2 separate regions of the Homo sapiens genome follow, and region 2 is linked to region 1. Evidence: read pairs that join two places in POLR2A ChIA-PET (ENCODE). Cell type or tissue: OCI-LY7. All regions are shown on one strand. Links, peaks and the distances in the headings refer to the core of each region. The heading gives the core; the rest is flanking DNA.

The links. ChIA-PET counts read pairs that join two places held together with the same protein. Peaks named below come from ENCODE experiments on the same cell type or tissue, not always from the same donor. Only the 100,000 strongest peaks of a DNase experiment are listed, where the experiment ranks them.
Region 2: POLR2A ChIA-PET joins it to region 1 with 6 read pairs; 1 of 35 experiments calls an interaction of 5 or more read pairs at or near these places.

Annotation. Positions count from the first base shown.
Region 1 is chr20:36,212,483-36,220,815 of GRCh38, reverse strand. It overlaps EPB41L1 (erythrocyte membrane protein band 4.1 like 1), which reads right to left. Exons shown (of 22, transcript NM_012156.2): 17 at 6,376-6,459; 18 at 1,854-1,940; 19 at 972-1,055. It overlaps LOC105372602 (a long non-coding RNA gene), which reads left to right. Exons shown (of 3, transcript XR_936695.2): 2 at 888-1,091; 3 at 7,440-7,479. Among named protein-coding and RNA genes, the nearest start is that of AAR2, 20 kb to the left of the region's middle. RefSeq lists an enhancer at 7,679-8,333. In OCI-LY7, for the core only: CTCF peaks have their summits at 5,737 and 5,941; a DNase peak (open chromatin) is centred at 5,935.
Region 2 is chr20:37,039,053-37,047,385 of GRCh38, reverse strand. RBL1 (RB transcriptional corepressor like 1) reads left to right here. Exons shown (of 22, transcript NM_002895.5): 12 at 196-333; 13 at 3,136-3,300; 14 at 7,101-7,233. Among named protein-coding and RNA genes, the nearest start is that of RBL1, 53 kb to the left of the region's middle. RefSeq lists enhancers at 2,953-3,122, 3,863-3,962. In OCI-LY7, for the core only: no CTCF peak of the experiment used is centred there; DNase peaks (open chromatin) are centred at 3,135 and 3,605; H3K4me3 peaks cover 971 bases; H3K27ac peaks cover 1,904 bases.

The DNA.
Region 1 (8,333 bases), core at 199-8,198:
TGTGGACGCATCAGCCCGCCTGCCTCCCAACTAGCCCTTGTCCTTATTGCTGGGTCACCCAGGAAGGCTTCCCTCCTTTGCCCCTACCTCTTGCTGCCTGAGCTCTAACTCACACCCTGGTCCAGGCCCTCCCCACCAGGCCTGAGTTATTTATTATCCGTCTCTCTCCATACTTCTCCCTCTTCTTTCTCCCACCTATCTACACATCCTGGTGGACCTGATATTCTCTCCTTAAACCTATGTTCACTGGGTTACTCTCCAATCTAAAAACCTTCATGGCTTTCCAATCTCCCTGAGGCCCAGATCCTCCAGAGTCAAATGTGTCCTGGTATTTGTTATTTGCTCTATATTCCACCTCCCTGCCCCCAGTGCAACCTAATTTCCCAGTTACACCCCCTACATGTGCTTCTCATGTCCCATAAACAGGCCTCACTTACTGCTACATCCAGCAGCCCTGGCACAGAGGCTAACACAAAGTTGACACTCACTAACATCTGCTCAGTGAACAAACAAATAAGCAAACACACAATTTCTGCTTCCCTCTTCTGCTTTGCTTAGAACACCCGCATCTGTCTTCTCCTCCCTCAGGTGTCCTGCCTGGCTTTCCAAGACTCTACTCAGTCCCTACTTCTTCCAGGAGATGCTTCCTGACTCTTGCAGGGCCTCCCATATGTCACCCCGTCTAGATTCCTCCAGCACTTTCCATCTACAAGGCGCACACGCCATGGTTCACAGTTACTTCAAAGAGGAGAGTATTGTTCCCCCTAGCCTGGCTGTCAACGCCGTGTGGGAAGGGCCCGTGCCTAGAACAACATGTGGCACAGGACAAAGCGCACAGTATTCCAGAAGCTGGTAAACACTACAGGTTTTCTCTGTCCACTTTACAGATGGCGAAGCCGAAGCAGAACAACAGTCATGACCTTCTCGCCTGCAGCTCGGCTGGGGGCATGGGGCGCCCTGCTGCTACTCACTTTGGTGACATGGGTGGTGGTGGAGGTTGAGAGGGTTTCCGCAGTGGCGCCGTAGGTGCTGGTGAGGACATCTTTCCCGATGATCTGCAGAATATAACCACCCCCCACCCAGGGTGTCAGGTAAGGACAGTGGGCTCTGGAGGGGTGAGGGCGGGGTGGGGTAAAGGGCTCTGTGAAGGTGACGTTTCGAAGCCAAGATGCTTTCAGCCATTAAGAATTCAAGAATACTAGAATCTTCAGAAAACTAGACCCATCAAATTCTCAAATCCTGGAGTCTGAGATTCCTAGACGCTAAGATTCCTGAGGCCCAGAATCCTAACAATACCCTAGAATTTAAGAATCCTGGCATCATGGAAGAATGACCAAAAGGATCCAAGGTGGAAACACAGCCCTCCTGATGCCCCATCCTGTCATAGCCAGGTGCACGCTCTCTGCGGAGCTAAACAATGAGAACCACAGACTTGGAGAATGCAAGAGCTGAAAGAGACCCTACAGTGACAGACTCAGGGTCACTGGGCAGGCACCAACAGAGGCAGGTCCAGAATCCAAGCCTCTGGCCTCCTAGTCCATTGCTCTTCCTGGTTAGTAGGGAGGGCAGATGCAAAAGAACCCTCAGCAGCACCACCAAGGTGAGGGGCCGCTTTACCCTCACATGTCACCAATGCCCCACTTACATGTGTGGGCGGTGGGGAGGGCCACTCATGAGATTCTAGCAGGCACCAGGGAGCCCTGTGGGCATCTGAAAAGGGTCCAGTTTCCTGGCTTTGCACCTAGAAGGGTGCCTTCTGGGCTCAACGCTGCACTTCCTGCCAGCCATACATGGGTCCATGCCCATATTCTCAGTGTGGAGTCCCCTAGCCTGAGCTGGCCTTGCCCACTTACCGGAGAAAGAGAACGGATTTCCGTGGCCACCGTCTGTGGGCCTGGGATCATGGCAGCTGCCCCCTTCCCGGACTTGAGACTGTTCTCCTGGGGAAACAATAGTGCTCAGATGGCCAGCTCTCAGCCGGGTGGGCCCCCAGGATGGGCGGAGCATGTGGCCATGTAGCTATCACGACCACAAGGTTGAGTAGAAATAATAGAAGCAAAGGACTGAAGGCATCGTTCAGTTCCGCCTCATTCATCCCTTGCTCACTCAGGCACACATTTGTTCACTCGCACACTTGCACACTCGCTCATTCAACAAACATTTACAGACTGTCTGGCGTTAGGAACACTGTAGTGATCAAGACATGGCATTGTTCTCCGGAAGCACTAGCAGAGGAGTTGCCAGATTCAGGCTCGTGTCCTGCCCTGCCACCTTCAAGCCATGTGACTTGGGGCAGAGCCACTTCCTCTCTATGGGCCTCACAGATTCATCTGTAAAAAAGGACCCTTGCCCCAATCCCACACAGAACCTATGAAGCTAATGGAGTAGAAAAGGTTTTGCAAACCAAAATACATAGGATAAATATAGGGGCATAAGCTGGCTATTTAGAATATAATAATAATAATGACTTTCTGAGTGCTTGCTATGTGCGAGGCATCATTTTAAGGATGTTACATGCCTCATCTCGTTTAATTCTCATAACACCAGTTGGGCATTATTTTTAATATTCCTGATTTACAGATGAGAAACTGGAGGGCAAGAGAAACTTAAGAGTTCAGTCTCCCAGCAAGTTAGTGGTAGAGCTGGAACTTAACTCCATGTTGTCTGACTCCAAGTCCAACACACTGTGCACGCCACTCTGCCCTTGGGAATCTTTCCCTTCAGACAGCTCTCTTGGCCCTACCTTAAATTCTAATTGCTAGATCTTCCTGGAATTGTCCCCTGACTTACTGCCCCCGATCTGGCGCCAGGGCCCAGCTGCCTGCTTCTACCTCCTACTTTCTGCACCATCTCAGGGCTCAGCCTTGTCTGTCCAGGGGCCCAGAACTGTGTCCATTCTGCAGGTCCTCAGTGGCCTGACCTCTGATTCTGGTCCAGGCATGGCACTAGATCTGGACTTCTGCCTACCAAGGGACAGGTGAGAAAAGAAACTCGCTGACTTTCCCCTGCCGCTCCCACACCTGCATCCTGCTGAGGCTGCCAGCAGCCTGGTTCCTTGGTACTGCACCACAAGGCACGTTCCCAGATGCACCTGCAGTTCCAGAATGTGGCCCAGCAGCAGGCTTCCCAAGGGCAGCTTCCGGGCTCAATGCTTCCTTTCCCCTTAACAGCCACTAACCCCTATGAATCCTAGCATCATTCTGGGAAGTTCTCCCTTAAAGCCTCTTATTCTCTCATTGTTCTGTCTTTCCCAGGGCAAAGCCTCACCTCCACCTTCACACTAAAAACAGAGGCCACCACTAGGGACATCAGTCATTCAAAACGAGGCACCCTCTGCTCCTCCCTTCCTCTCCTGTATCCTTGGCCAGTCCCGTCACCTGCCTCCAGGAGGAGTGGTTCCTCTCCCTGACCAAGGCAAACTCAGCCCTCTCTTCCTCCACATTCAGGCTCTCCTCACTTGCCACCCGCTCTCTGGGCCACCTCGGCTACTCAACAGCTTCTGCTGCCTCATGGAGGTCAAAGTCCCCTATCCCTTCACCTATAGCCCAGATATTTATTGGACCCTAGGCCTTTAAAACCAGTTGTGTCCTAGACATTTTGCCCTGGAAATGTTCCACAGGCACCTCAGACTCATCCGATCTCGAAAGGAATTCACTGCTTCTTCCACTTCCAACACACGCTTGTCACTAAAGAGCACTTTCCCCCATCACTCTGTTTACATCAGCAGTTCTCCAACTTCAGAGGCATCAGCTGGAGGGCTTGGAAAAACACACACTGCTGGGCCCCACCCTAGAGTTTCCGAGTCAATAGGTCTAAGGAGGAGCCCAAAGGACCTGCCTTGCTAACAGGTTCCTGGAACCACATTTTGAGAACCATTGGCTAGTGAACGGTGTCACGAGCTCATCTTTCCTCTTGTCCCCTGAACATCCTACCAACGACCAAATCCTGTGCTTTCCCCCCTCCAGGCATCCCTTAACCCTGACCCCTTCTCTGCATCCACCTCCTTGCACTCCAGCCCCACCCCAGCCTGGGCACCAGCATCTAAGCTGGTTCCCTGCCTTCTCTCTCTGTCTCTCCCAGTGGCATGTGGGCCCTAGAGCCCCGGGATGTTCCCTTCTTCAAGCTGGATTCACAGTGGCTGGTACAGAACTATACACATCATGGGTGTTCAATCAATATTTGTGGAAGGAAGGAGAGAGAGAGAAGGAGGGAAGAATTTTTTGCTCAAGTCCCTCCTCCACAGAGGTTGCTAGAATAATCTTTCTAAAACACAGAAACACATATCTGATGACATCATGTCCCTAATGTAAAAAATTTAAGTGATTCCCCATTGTCTGCAGGACAGAAGTTTGAACTTGGTATATGACATTTGAGGTCTATCAAGCTCTGGCCTAGCCTTCCTTTCCAGCTCTTCCCCCCCGACTCCTCCTCCGTGTGCTTGACATCTGGCTTTCTTGACCACTGGTCCTTCCCCAAATGCTGCACTCCTTCCCTTCTGCCCTTTGCACTTGCTTTTCCCACTGTCTAGAATGCCTTCCCCCAGGACCATACTTTAATTTATCCTTCAAGCATAGCTCACTCAAATGTCCCTGCCTAGGGAAAGCCTTTCCTGGCTCCTCCTGGCAGAGCTGTCACCCCATAGCTGTCCTCCTGGTGGCCCCTAGGATAGCATTATTACACTGTCCCATGAAGGCAGGAAAGAAGTAACTGCAGCTCACATCTTCAGGCCACTTATTATGCGCCAGGCACTGTTCTCAGGGCTTTGCACAGATTGCTTTCGTTCCCCCTCACATCAGCCCTTTGAGGTCATGCTATTACTGCCCTCTACCCTCACCCATTTTACAGAAGTGAAAACTGAGGTTTGGAGAGGTTCGGGTGACTTGCCCAAGGTCATCCAGCCAGGAAGTGGGACAGCTGGGCCTTGTTCTCCGCTGTATGCCCAGAACCTAAATACAGGGTCACAGCACATTAAAGGTGCTCATGATGGTCATTTGAATGAATGAATTCCAGCAGGCAGTATAGTTTCTTCAACTGTATCCCCCATACCAGGCAGATAGTACAGACTAATAAATGTTTTTGGAACAAATGAATGAATAGATGGATGGATGGATGAGTAAATGAATGGTATAAGTGCCTGCTCACCATATGAACGGATTTAAATTTAGCCCTACAAGCATCCCAATGACACGTGGTGAAGGACTGAGGGGAGAGGAGGAACTGAGTGACCAGGGAAAGGTGTGCAAGCTGGTAACTAGTTTGGACTTATTGATTTTAAAATTTCTGTGTATTCAAAACCTACCTGCTGGCTAGTCTAGATTGATGGAATTACCTTCCTATGTGTATGTCAGGAGGTTGGCAAGAAACAGTATTTGAAAACAACTTCTCTGGCTCCAGCACTGCTACCTTCCCTAGCCCGAGTAGTGGCTGCAACCGCAGCCCCAGCCCCATGCGGCTGATGTTCACAATGGTCAGGATTAAGGAAGCAGAGCAGAGTGGCTGGGGTTGAAAGTGGGGCTCCTGGTGTCAGAAGGCCTGGGGATAACCTGGCACTACCACTTATTGATTGTGTGACCTTGGGTAAGTCGCTTTACCTCTCTGAACTTCAGTTACCTCATCTATAAAGGTTGTGGAGGGAAGAGCATCCACCTCACAGTGTCTGTGAGCATCCACGGAGATTATCCACTCAGGAGTCTCAGCACATTGACTGGAACCACAACCTGTGTGCCAAATGCTATCTGTTCTGTTTAATCATGAAGGGATCTAGTGTTGCCGGGGTCTCTTAAGAACTGCAGAATGGGGATTATTGCCATTTTGCAGATGAGGACACCTCAGGCCAAGGGCCTTCCTTCATGGGTCAGACAGCAAATAAGTAGCAGAACCATGAGGTCCCTCAATAGGGAGGTCCCAAAAATCCTGGTTCCAACTTAGGGTCACCACACGCCATCTACTGACCAAGGCAAGGAAGTGGTCTAAGGCATGAGACAATGTGCAGCCACCAGGATGGGTCCAGCCTCACCTTCAGAGTGGAGGTGAGATGAGCCAATGAAATCTCAATGCAAGATGAGATTCGTGGGTGCCAATAACCAAAGAAGACCATCCTCTCTCTCTCTCTGCTGTGGCTGAGATGGCCTAGATAACTGACACTATCAGTGGGGATTCCATCGCCCACATTACTCACTTTGGAAAACTGAGGCCTGACTATGTCCTGTGGCAACTAAAGCCCCAGATAATAAACAGCTGACTTATGTCCCATGCCTGATGCAGCGAGGGCAGCTCACAACTTCCTGAAGCAGCCAGGCGATGTTAGCTTGTTCTCTGGCTGTTTGGTGGGGCAGGGGGCTGGTCAGAGAGGGAAGCCTCCTGGGTTCAACTTACCATGGTGGTCGATATGGTCTCCGTGGTGATGGAGGGAGTGGTTGCTATGAACTCCCTCCCCACTGAGGCACTCCCATCAACCTGCTGACCAGAGGAGGAGTCGTTAGAGCTGGGGAGAGCTGGGTATACCTGCAGCATCTGTCACCTGGGCTCACGGCCTCCCAGTTACAAAGTGACAGGCTGTGTGAGTGAACATCACTGGCAGGGGGCTGCACACAGACCAAATCACAGAGGTGCAACAGGCCCTCATTACATTTCAACCAGTGTATTTGGTAAATAAAAAATAATCTCAGACTATCTGGCAAATTCTATCCAAATTGCAATGCGTGTAATCTTTGACCTAGCAATCTCTAGGAACTGACTCTTTGGATATAACCTTTGAAAAGCTCACCGAGAAGTATGAGCAAGGAAATTCACGAGCGCTGATAGTGAATTGCACAAAACAAAAACAATCACAGGGCGAGCCATTGGGAGACAGCGAAATAAATCAAGATTTGCCTCCTAACTGAGATGATCAAGAGTAAGGTGGGTCTATGTATGCCAACAAGGAGTGATCTCCAAAATAATTACTAAGAAGAAAGGTAAGTTGTAAGAAAATGATCACTTCTGTGTAAACATTGTTAAGTATATAGAGATGTAGGTATCTGTGTTGAAATAGGCTTATATTTTTTTCTGGGTGATATTATAAGAAAAATCCCATTTTGTTCTGCTTGAATTGTATAACTATAAACTTTTTTTGTTGTTTTGTTTTTATGTCAATAAGGGTTACTGGGCTGTGGGATCTAGGGCCAATTTTAGTTTCTTTATACTTTTCTGTATGAAAACACAACAGAAACACGTGTTACTAAAACAAAACAGGTCAGTGGGGGAAGCAGCTTGCCCAAGGTCACACAGCTCATCAGAACTCAAGAGTCCTGACCTGTAGTAGACGGCCTCATAAACTCCTACCATCATTATAAAAGTGGGAGAAAGAAATCTGGAAACAAAAGAATTGCCCATGTTGTATTGGTTTATGTCTTATTTCAGTTTTCTCTTTCTCTCTCTTTTTTTCCCTGTCACCCAAGCTGGAATGCAGTGGTGGAATCATAGCTCATAGTTCACTGCAGCTTCGACCTCCTGGGTTTTAGTGATCCTCCTACATCAGCCTCCCGAGCAGCTGGGACTACAGGCATGTGCTACCATGCCCAGCTAATTTTTGTATTTTTTGTAGAGCTGGGGTCTCCCTATATTGCCCAGGCTGGTCTTGTACCCCTGGGCTCAAGCGATCTGCCTGCCTTGGCCTCACAAAGTGCTGGGATTACAGATGTGAGCCACTGTGCCTGGTCTTATTTCAGTTCTTCAGGAAAAGGTTAGTCTCAGAGCAAAAAAGCTCCTAGCATTGTAGCTCTTCTGGCCAGGAAAAACCAGGAGGGCATCTATCAGATCCTCAATCTTAACTTCCTAAGTTTAAAAAGCATGGAAGGAGTGCAGGGAATGGACTGGAAGTCGTGGGCCTGTGCCTATGCCTGACGGCTTTCTCCAGGTGGTCAGGATGCTGCTTCTTGTCAAGACACATGATCTTCGGTTTTCTTCTTTCACTTTGTTCATTTTACTGATCTGATGTGGAACTCTAATGCATAAAAAATGACCCAAGGTGAGCTATTCTGACTGAAGCTGAATTGGGATCTCTCCCTCTTCTCTCCTCAAGCAGCCCCTGAGATACCTCAAGAAACCTCTCCAACTCCTCCAAGCAATGTGAACACCAAGGTCCCAATCCACTAGTCAGTACAGTCCTCCCAATATGCCCAGGAGGAAGGGGTAGACAGGGTCATTCCCATTTTATGGATGGCTAAATGGAGGCTTTAAGAAGTATGGTCTGCCCAGGACAGGAACCTGCTTTACCCGTTGCCCCTCCCCAGAGCTCAGAGAGGACACTGAGGCACAGGAGAGCATCAGGATTAACATATGGGTTCCAGGGA
Region 2 (8,333 bases), core at 249-8,248, 830 kb before region 1:
TTTATTCCCTACCCACTGAGCAAGAATAGGTATTATAGGAAAACTACCAATTTGAGAACTCAAATTTTTATCTCCAGTAATCTAGTGTAATATAATTTGCACGTTATTTTTTCTTGTTTTTATAGGTTTCTTTATGGAATGGCAAAGACTGAAATTGCTGAAAAATATTAAACTGTGGTCTTTCTCTTCCCCCAGGTTCTTTTAGAGCAAGATATATTTCATCGTTCCTTGATGGCTTGTTGTTTGGAAATTGTGCTCTTTGCCTATAGCTCACCTCGTACTTTTCCTTGGATTATTGAAGTTCTCAACTTGCAACCATTTTACTTTTATAAGGTGAGATGAAAACAAAGTTCTGTTATGAGATGAAAACAGTGTTTCTCACAGAAACATTGTATTTATCTTAGTGCTGAAGAAAAACACTGTTGTGATATCTGGAAAGTGTTTCCAGATGTGTTCTGAAAATATATATTCCTGGCTAGGCATGGTGGCTCACGCCTGTAATCCCAGCACTTTGAAAGGCCAAGGTGGGAGGATTATCTGAGGTCAGGAGTTCGAGACCAGCCTGGCCAAAATGGTGAAACTCCGTCTCTACTAAAAATACCAAAAAAAATTAGCCAGGCATTGTGGCGAGCACCTGTAATCTCAGCTGCTTGAGAGGCTGAGGCAGGAGAATTGCTTTAACCTGGGAGGTGGAGGTTTGCAGTGAGCGGAGATCATACAATTACACTCCAGCCTAGACGACAGGAGCAAAATTCTGTCTCAAAAAAAAAAAAAAAGATAATATATATTCCTCTTGGGTGAAACCAAGAACACAAGAGAGAGTTGAGCATACAGTGGCTCACACCTATAATCCCAGCACTTTGGAAAACTGAGGCTGGAGGATGGCTTGAGTCCAGGAGTTTGAGGTTACAGTGAGGTATGATTATGCCACCACACTCCAGCCTGGGCACCTAAGCAAGACCCTGTTTCAAAGAAAAAAAAAGAGAGAGAGAAGGTGAGAGTATCAGTAAATTAAGTCAATCTTACAGCTTCAGTTCCTTTGTTAACACGGACTTGAAAATGTGACCTGGAACTAGTACTTAACTTCAAATTTTCCATATTTATGAATGAAAATTATAATCCTATTAAACAAATGCATGATGAAGAACAAAAAACGCTTTCTACCAAGAGGAAGGAAGACCTAAAATTGATTTTGGTGGTGGTCTAACTAATAAAGCCGTAATAATAGATTATGCTTCTTCCCCAAGTTTGAGCTAATTCAGTGTGAATGAATCTTACTTACCTTACCTTTATTTTTCTTGCTAGAACTATTTTTGTTAATCTTTTCAAAATAAAACAGAGGTCATAGCTATTGAACTACATCATCACCCTCAATAACGTTTAGTCATCACAGTCAATAACGTTTAATGTTACATAGTATCGAACTTTAAGACTAATGCTACTGTTACGCTTCTTGGCATGATTTAGTTAATATTTAGTCATCTAGGTACTTTTCTACTGGTGATAGAAAAATTGGTTTGAAGAGTTAAATTTTTATACCTAAAGTATGCCTGAATTAAAGTTGTAGAAAATGCAGGTCATTGGAAAGCTTATCTGTGTGAATTACTGAGTGTGATTAAAGTATTTTTAGGTTTCTTAGGGAGAAGTGATTCTACTATACACTCACTTTAATGTTAATGTGTGTATTCAACTTTTGCCATTAGGAAAAAGTTTAGTTTTGTCAACAACCTCATAGTAATTGGTTTTTATTTATAACATCCTTATTTTATTCAAGCAGCTAAATGCCTTTTTTTTCAATAGAGACTCGGTTTCACTATGTTGCCCAGGCTGGTCTCGAACTCCTGGTCTCAAGCAATCCTCTCACTGTGGCCTCCTAAAGTGCTGGGATTACAGGCATGAGCCACTGTGTCGGCCTCCTTTGTTTTTTTAAATGACATAAATGATATGTGCTCATTGAAGAAAATCATAAACATAAATGTGGGCCAGGCACGGTGGCTCATGCCTATAATCCCAGCACTTTGGGAGGCCAAGGCGGGCGGATCATGAGGTCAGGAGATTGAGACCATCCTGGCTAATATAGTAAAACCCCATCTCTACTAAAAATACAAAAAATTAGCCAGGCATGGGGGCACGTGCCTGTAGTCCCAGCTACCCGGGAGGCTGAGGCAGGAGAATCGCTTGAACCTGGGAGGCAGAGATTGCAGTGAGCCGAGATGGCGCCGCTGCACTCCAGCCTGGGTGACAGAGTGAGACTCCGTCTCAAAATAAATAAATAAATAAATAAATAAATAAATAAATAAATAAGTAAATAAATGTGAATATTAAAGTCATACATCATAATCTATTAACAATCATATTATTAATATTTTGTGTATATAAACTTTATTCTAGATACTTCCCTTATAAAATGGAATTATAGTGTATATACGCAAAGTCACTTTAAATAGTTCATTCATTCTGTTATTTTGAGTTAGTGGAAAAAATAGTCTGGAAAGGAGCAATACATTCAAAATAGAACTAGACTTGGAACCCAAGACCTGACTTCTCCCACTGTTGGTCTGTTGACCAGTTTTCACCTATCGTTGCCTCAAGTTGTCATTTATAATATAAAACGTGAAAAACAGAAATATATGTGAACATATTTTAAAGAACTTAAAAACTCCTTTATAAATTAGAAGATGTTAGTAAGCCACAGAATTATGGTTCAAAGATGACTTTGGTTCTGTGCCACAGAATAAGGCCACAGTGGCCGGGCGCAGTGGCTCACAACTGTAGTCCCAGCACTTTGGGAGGCCTAGGCGGGCAGATCACCTGAGGTCAGGAGTTCTAGACCAGCCTAGCCAACATGGTGAAACCTCGGCTCTACTAAAAACTACAAAAATTAGCCAGGTGTGGTGGCAGGTGCCTGTAATCCCAGCTACTCGGGAGGCTGAGGCAGGAGAATCACTTGAACCTGGGAGGCAGAGGTTGCAGTGAGCCAAGATCACACCACTGTACTCCAGCCTGGGCAACAGAGGGAAACTCCGTCTCAAAAAAAAGAAGAAGAAGAAGAAAGCCACAGCTAGTCCTACATGCAAGTCCAGACTAGAACTAACTGCTTGAAACCACATTGCCTTCTCACTTTCTCCTCTGCAGGTTATTGAGGTGGTGATCCGCTCAGAAGAGGGGCTCTCAAGGGACATGGTGAAACACCTAAACAGCATTGAAGAACAGATTTTGGAGAGTTTAGCATGGAGTCACGATTCTGCACTGTGGGAGGCTCTCCAGGTTTCTGCAAACAAAGTTCCTACCTGTGAAGAAGTGAGTCTGGGCAAGGCTGATAATCGTATCATTAAAAAAAAAAAAAAAAAAACCAGCTTTATTGAGAGATAATTCCTATACCATAGAGTTCACCCATTTTAAGTGTACAATTCAGTGGTTTTAGTATATAAATAGATATGTGCAGCCATAACCACAATTTTAGAATATAGTCATCACTTCAAAAAGAAACCTACATCCTTTAGCTATCACTTCCCTACCCCCGAATCTTCTCCCTAGCTGTAAGTAACCACTAATCTACTTTCTGTCTCCATAAATTTGCCTATTCTAGACATTTCATATAAATGGAATCATAAAAATGTAGTCCCTTTTGACTGGGCATCTGTCACTTAGCATAATGTTTTTAAGGTTCATCCATGTTGTAGAATGTATCGGTATTTCATTTCCTCTCTTTTTTTAAGGCGGGGTTTCACTCTTGCCCGGGCTGGTGTGCAGTGGACAAAGATGGTGCACTGACTACACCCTCAACTTCCTCGGCCCAAACTGTCCTTCTGCCTCTCAAGTAGCTGAGACCACAGGCACATACCACCACACCCACACCCGGCTAATTTTTTTTTCTTTCTGTTTTTCTTTTTTTGAGATGGAGTCTTGCTCTGTCACCCAGGCTGGAGAGCAGTGGCACAGTCTCGGCTCACTGCAACGTCTGCCTCCCAGTTCAAGCAATTCTCTGTCTCAGCCTCCCGTGTAGCTGGGATTATAGGCACCCACCACCACACCCGGCTAATTTTTTTTGTACTTTTTTTAGTAGAGACGGGGTTTCACCATCTTGTCCAGGCTGTTCTTGAACTCCTGACCTCATGCTCCACCTGCCTCAGCCTCCCAAAGTGCTGGGATTAGAGGCTAGAGGCTTGAGCCACCGCGCCTGGCCACACCCGGCTAATTGTGTGTGTGTGTGTGTGTGTGTGCACGCGCGCATGTGTGTGTAGAGACAGGATCTTGCCATGTTGCACAGGCTGATCTCAAACTCCTGAGCTCAAGCAGTCCTCCCATCTCAGCCTCCCAAAGTGCTAGAATTGCAAGTGTGAGCCACCACATCTGGCTCATTTCCTTTTGTTGCTAAGTAATATTCCATTGTATGGATGCTACATTTTATTTATCCATTCATCGGTTGATAAATATTTGAGTTGTTTCCACCTTTTGACTTTTTTTTTTTTTTTTTTGGAGGGGGGGGGACAAGATCTCACTCTGTCACCCAGGCTGGAGTGCAGTGGCGCCATCACGGCTCACTGCAGCCTCAACCTCCCAGGCACAAATGATCTCCCCACAGCCTTCTGAGTAGCTGGGACTACAGGCACACACACCACACCTGGCTAATTTTTGTAGTTTTTGTAGAGATGGGATCTCCCTATGTTGCCCAGGCTAGTCTTGAATTCCTGGGCTCAAGCGATCCTCCCACCTCAGTTTCCCAAAGTGCTGGGATTACAGGCATGAGCCACCACAACTAACCCCTTTTGGCTATTATGATTGATGCTGCTATGAACATTCAGGCACAAGTTTTTGTGTGAACATATGTACATATGTTTTCATTTTTCTTGGAGTGGAATTGCAGGTTCATATGGTAACTCTGTTTAAGCTTTTGGGAAACTGTCAGACTGCTTTCTAAAATGGCTGCACCATTTTATTGTTCCTACGGTCAATGTAGAAAGATTCCAGTTTCTTCATATCCTTGCTAATGCTTGTTATTATCTGCCTTTTTAATCCTGCCATTCTAGTAGGAGTGAAGTAATATCTCATTGTGGTTTTATTTGCATTTCCCTGGTGGCTAATGATGATCAACATCTTTTTATGTGCTTGTAAGCTGTTTGCATATCTTCTTTGGAGAAATGTCTATTCAGATCTTTTGCCCATTTTGTAATTGGGTTGTCTTTTTATTATTGAATTATAGGAGTTCTTCATCTATTCTAGATACAAATCCCTTATCAGATAAATGATTTGCAAAATGTTTCTCCCATTTTCTAGGTTGTCTTTTCACTTTCTTTTTTTTTTTTTTTTTTTGAGACAAAGTCTTGCTCTGTTGCCCAGGCTGGAGTGCGGTGGCGTGATCTCGGCTCACTGCAAGCTCCACCTCCCGGGTTCACGCCATTCTCCAGCCTCAGCCTCCTGAGTAGCTGGGACTACAAGCACCCACCACCACGCCCAGCTAATTTCTTTATATTTGTGGTAGAGGCAGGGTTTCACCGTGTTAGCCAGGATGGTCTTCCAAAGTGCTGGGATTACAGGCATGAGCCACTGCACCTGGCCTGTCTTTTCACTTTCTTGATGGTGTCTTTGAAATGCAAAAATTTTTAATTTTGATGGTGTCCAATTCAGATATTTTTTCTTTTGCTTCTGCTTTTTGATATCATGTCTAGGAAACCATTAAACTTACTTAAAAATTTTCAAATGTCTGTATAAAGATTGAACACTTTTCATTGGTGGTATTCAGAATTAAAAAATAAAAAACAGAGGCTGGTGCAGTGGCTCATGACTATAATCCCAGCACTTTGGGAGGCCAAGGCAAGTGGATTGCCTGAGGTCAAGCGTTCGAGACCAGGCTGGCCAATATGGTGAAACCCCGTCTCTACTAAAAATACAAAAAATTAGCTGGGCATGGTGGCACACACCCATAATCCCAGCTACTTGGGAGGCTGAGGCAGGAGAATTGCTTGAACCCAGGAGGCGGAGGTTGCAGTGAGCTGAGATCGTGCCATTGCACTCCAGCCTGGACAACAGAGCGAGACTGTGTCTCAAAAAAAAATTAAATGAATAAATAAATAAAAATTAAAAATGTGTGCCCAGAGTTGTGCACAAATTACATTTTTAATAGTAGTATCGTGAGAAATTGTGGGGTTTTTTTTGTCTACTTCTGTTATTCTTTTGTAACTCGTGTCTTTTGATTCTTTGTTTTGTCTCCTTATGTACTTCATTAATCTTCTTGAATTTTTCCCTAATCCCAAACTACTAGAACTGTCCAAGGCCAGGAGGAATTGGAAAGAAGATGGTTTCTTGAAATCTCTCTTCCATACTTCTTTGGTCTTTTGCAGCAGACAGTAACTTATTGGGCCACTCTTCAGTATTCATCAGTTTATTTCCATTGAAGAACTTCAGACTCCTTCAAGTTCAAAAAAGCTGTGAACTTGAAGAAGGATTAGTATTGAAGCCGTTGCTCTTATAACTTACTAGTTGTGTGACCTTGGGCAAATTTCACATTCAGATCCTCAATTTTCTCATCCCTAAATGGAGAATGATACTGCCTACCTCAGAGGTTTAGTTCTTGTGGTTGGTAACTTACCTATATAAATTATAAGGTTAAATGAAATGAACTCTTTCCATACGTTCGTTAACATTAAGAATTGAGCACTTTATCCAAGTTGTATTTTGTGAAGAAGTGAGAAAGAAATAAAATAGTAAAAAAAAGTTAAGAAAACACTTTTTCGGCCAGGCACAGTGGCTCACACCTGTAATCCTAGCACTTTGGGAGGCTGAGGTGGGTGAATCATCTGAGGTCAGGAATTCGAGATCAGCCTGGCCAACATGGTGAAACCTCGTCTCTCCTAAAAATACAAAAATTAGCCGGGCATGATGGCACACACCTGTAGTCCCAGCTACTCAGGAGGCTGAGGAAGGAGAATTACTTGAACCCCGGGCGTTGGAGGTTGCTGTGAGCTGAAATCGTGCCACTGCATTCCAGCCTGGGCAACAGAATGAGACTTTATCTCAAAAAAAGAAAAGAAAACATTTTTAATAAGTTTTAATCAGCAAGTTTATCTATATGTAAATCAAAGGGTTTTTGTTTTCTACAGGTTATATTCCCAAATAACTTTGAAACAGGAAATGGAGGAAATGTGCAGGGACATCTTCCCCTGATGCCAATGTCTCCTCTAATGCACCCAAGAGTCAAGGAAGTTCGAACTGACAGTGGGAGTCTTCGAAGAGGTAGGTTCAACATTGGTAAAGGAATGAAAAAGTAACAAAGGGCATTTGGCTTTTTTTCAGGGAAAATTTTAAGTCTTGTGAGTATGTTATTAAGAAATCTAATTTATTCAGCAGGGTTCGAAAAGGAGCTTGATGCTTGTGCCAGCACCCCTGTGTAGCTCATTGTACACTATATTATATACTATAGTGTATTCTATATTAATAGAATTTTAAATGTAATTTATTTAATAAATATATGTAATCTTTCCTGAATGCTAATGGAGAACTGTTTAAATAAGCTAAAGTCAGGCACGATGGCATCTTTCTGTAGTCCTAGCTACTCAGAAGGCTGAGGCAGGAGTATTGAGGATTGTGTTTGAACCCAGCCTGGGCGAAATAGTGAGACCCCCCTCATGTCCCAGAAAAAAAGAAAAAGAAGAAAGGAAAAAACAAGATAAGTGTATTAGCCTGTTCTCACACTGCTAATAAAGACATACCCAAAATTGGGTAATTTATAAAGGAAAGAGGTTTGATTTACTCACAGTTCCACATGGCTGGGGAGGCCTCACGATCATGGTGGAAGGCAAAGGGAAGAGCAAAGGCACATCTTACATGGCAGCAGGCAAGAGAGCTTGTGCAGGGGAACTCCTCTTGATAAAACCATCAGATCTCATGAGACTTATTCACTATCAGGAGAACAGCATGGGAAAGACCCACCCCCATGATTCAGTGACCTCCCACCTGGTCCCTCCCATGACACGTGGGAATTATGGGAACTACAGTCAAGATGAGATTTGGGTGGGGACACAGCCAAACCATATCACTAAGCTAAATACCTACTTTTCCAAATTTCCCAAATTTATATTCTTCCTTTGCCTGTGTATGTCTCTGTAGAAAAACATTTAAAGCAAAATAAAATTTGTATTCTCTTTGGAATGCTTAAGTTCATCTAATAAACTAGTTATTTTTATTCTTAAAATAGTTCATTTTGAGACTTACCAATGGAAAGATTTTAGTTCATTCTTCCTTATTTTCTCTTGTGATGTAGCGAGCTGATGTGTGTATCTTGTGGATTATATAGCGCTTGGATTTTTAAAAATCAGTTAAAATCTCCTGACCAC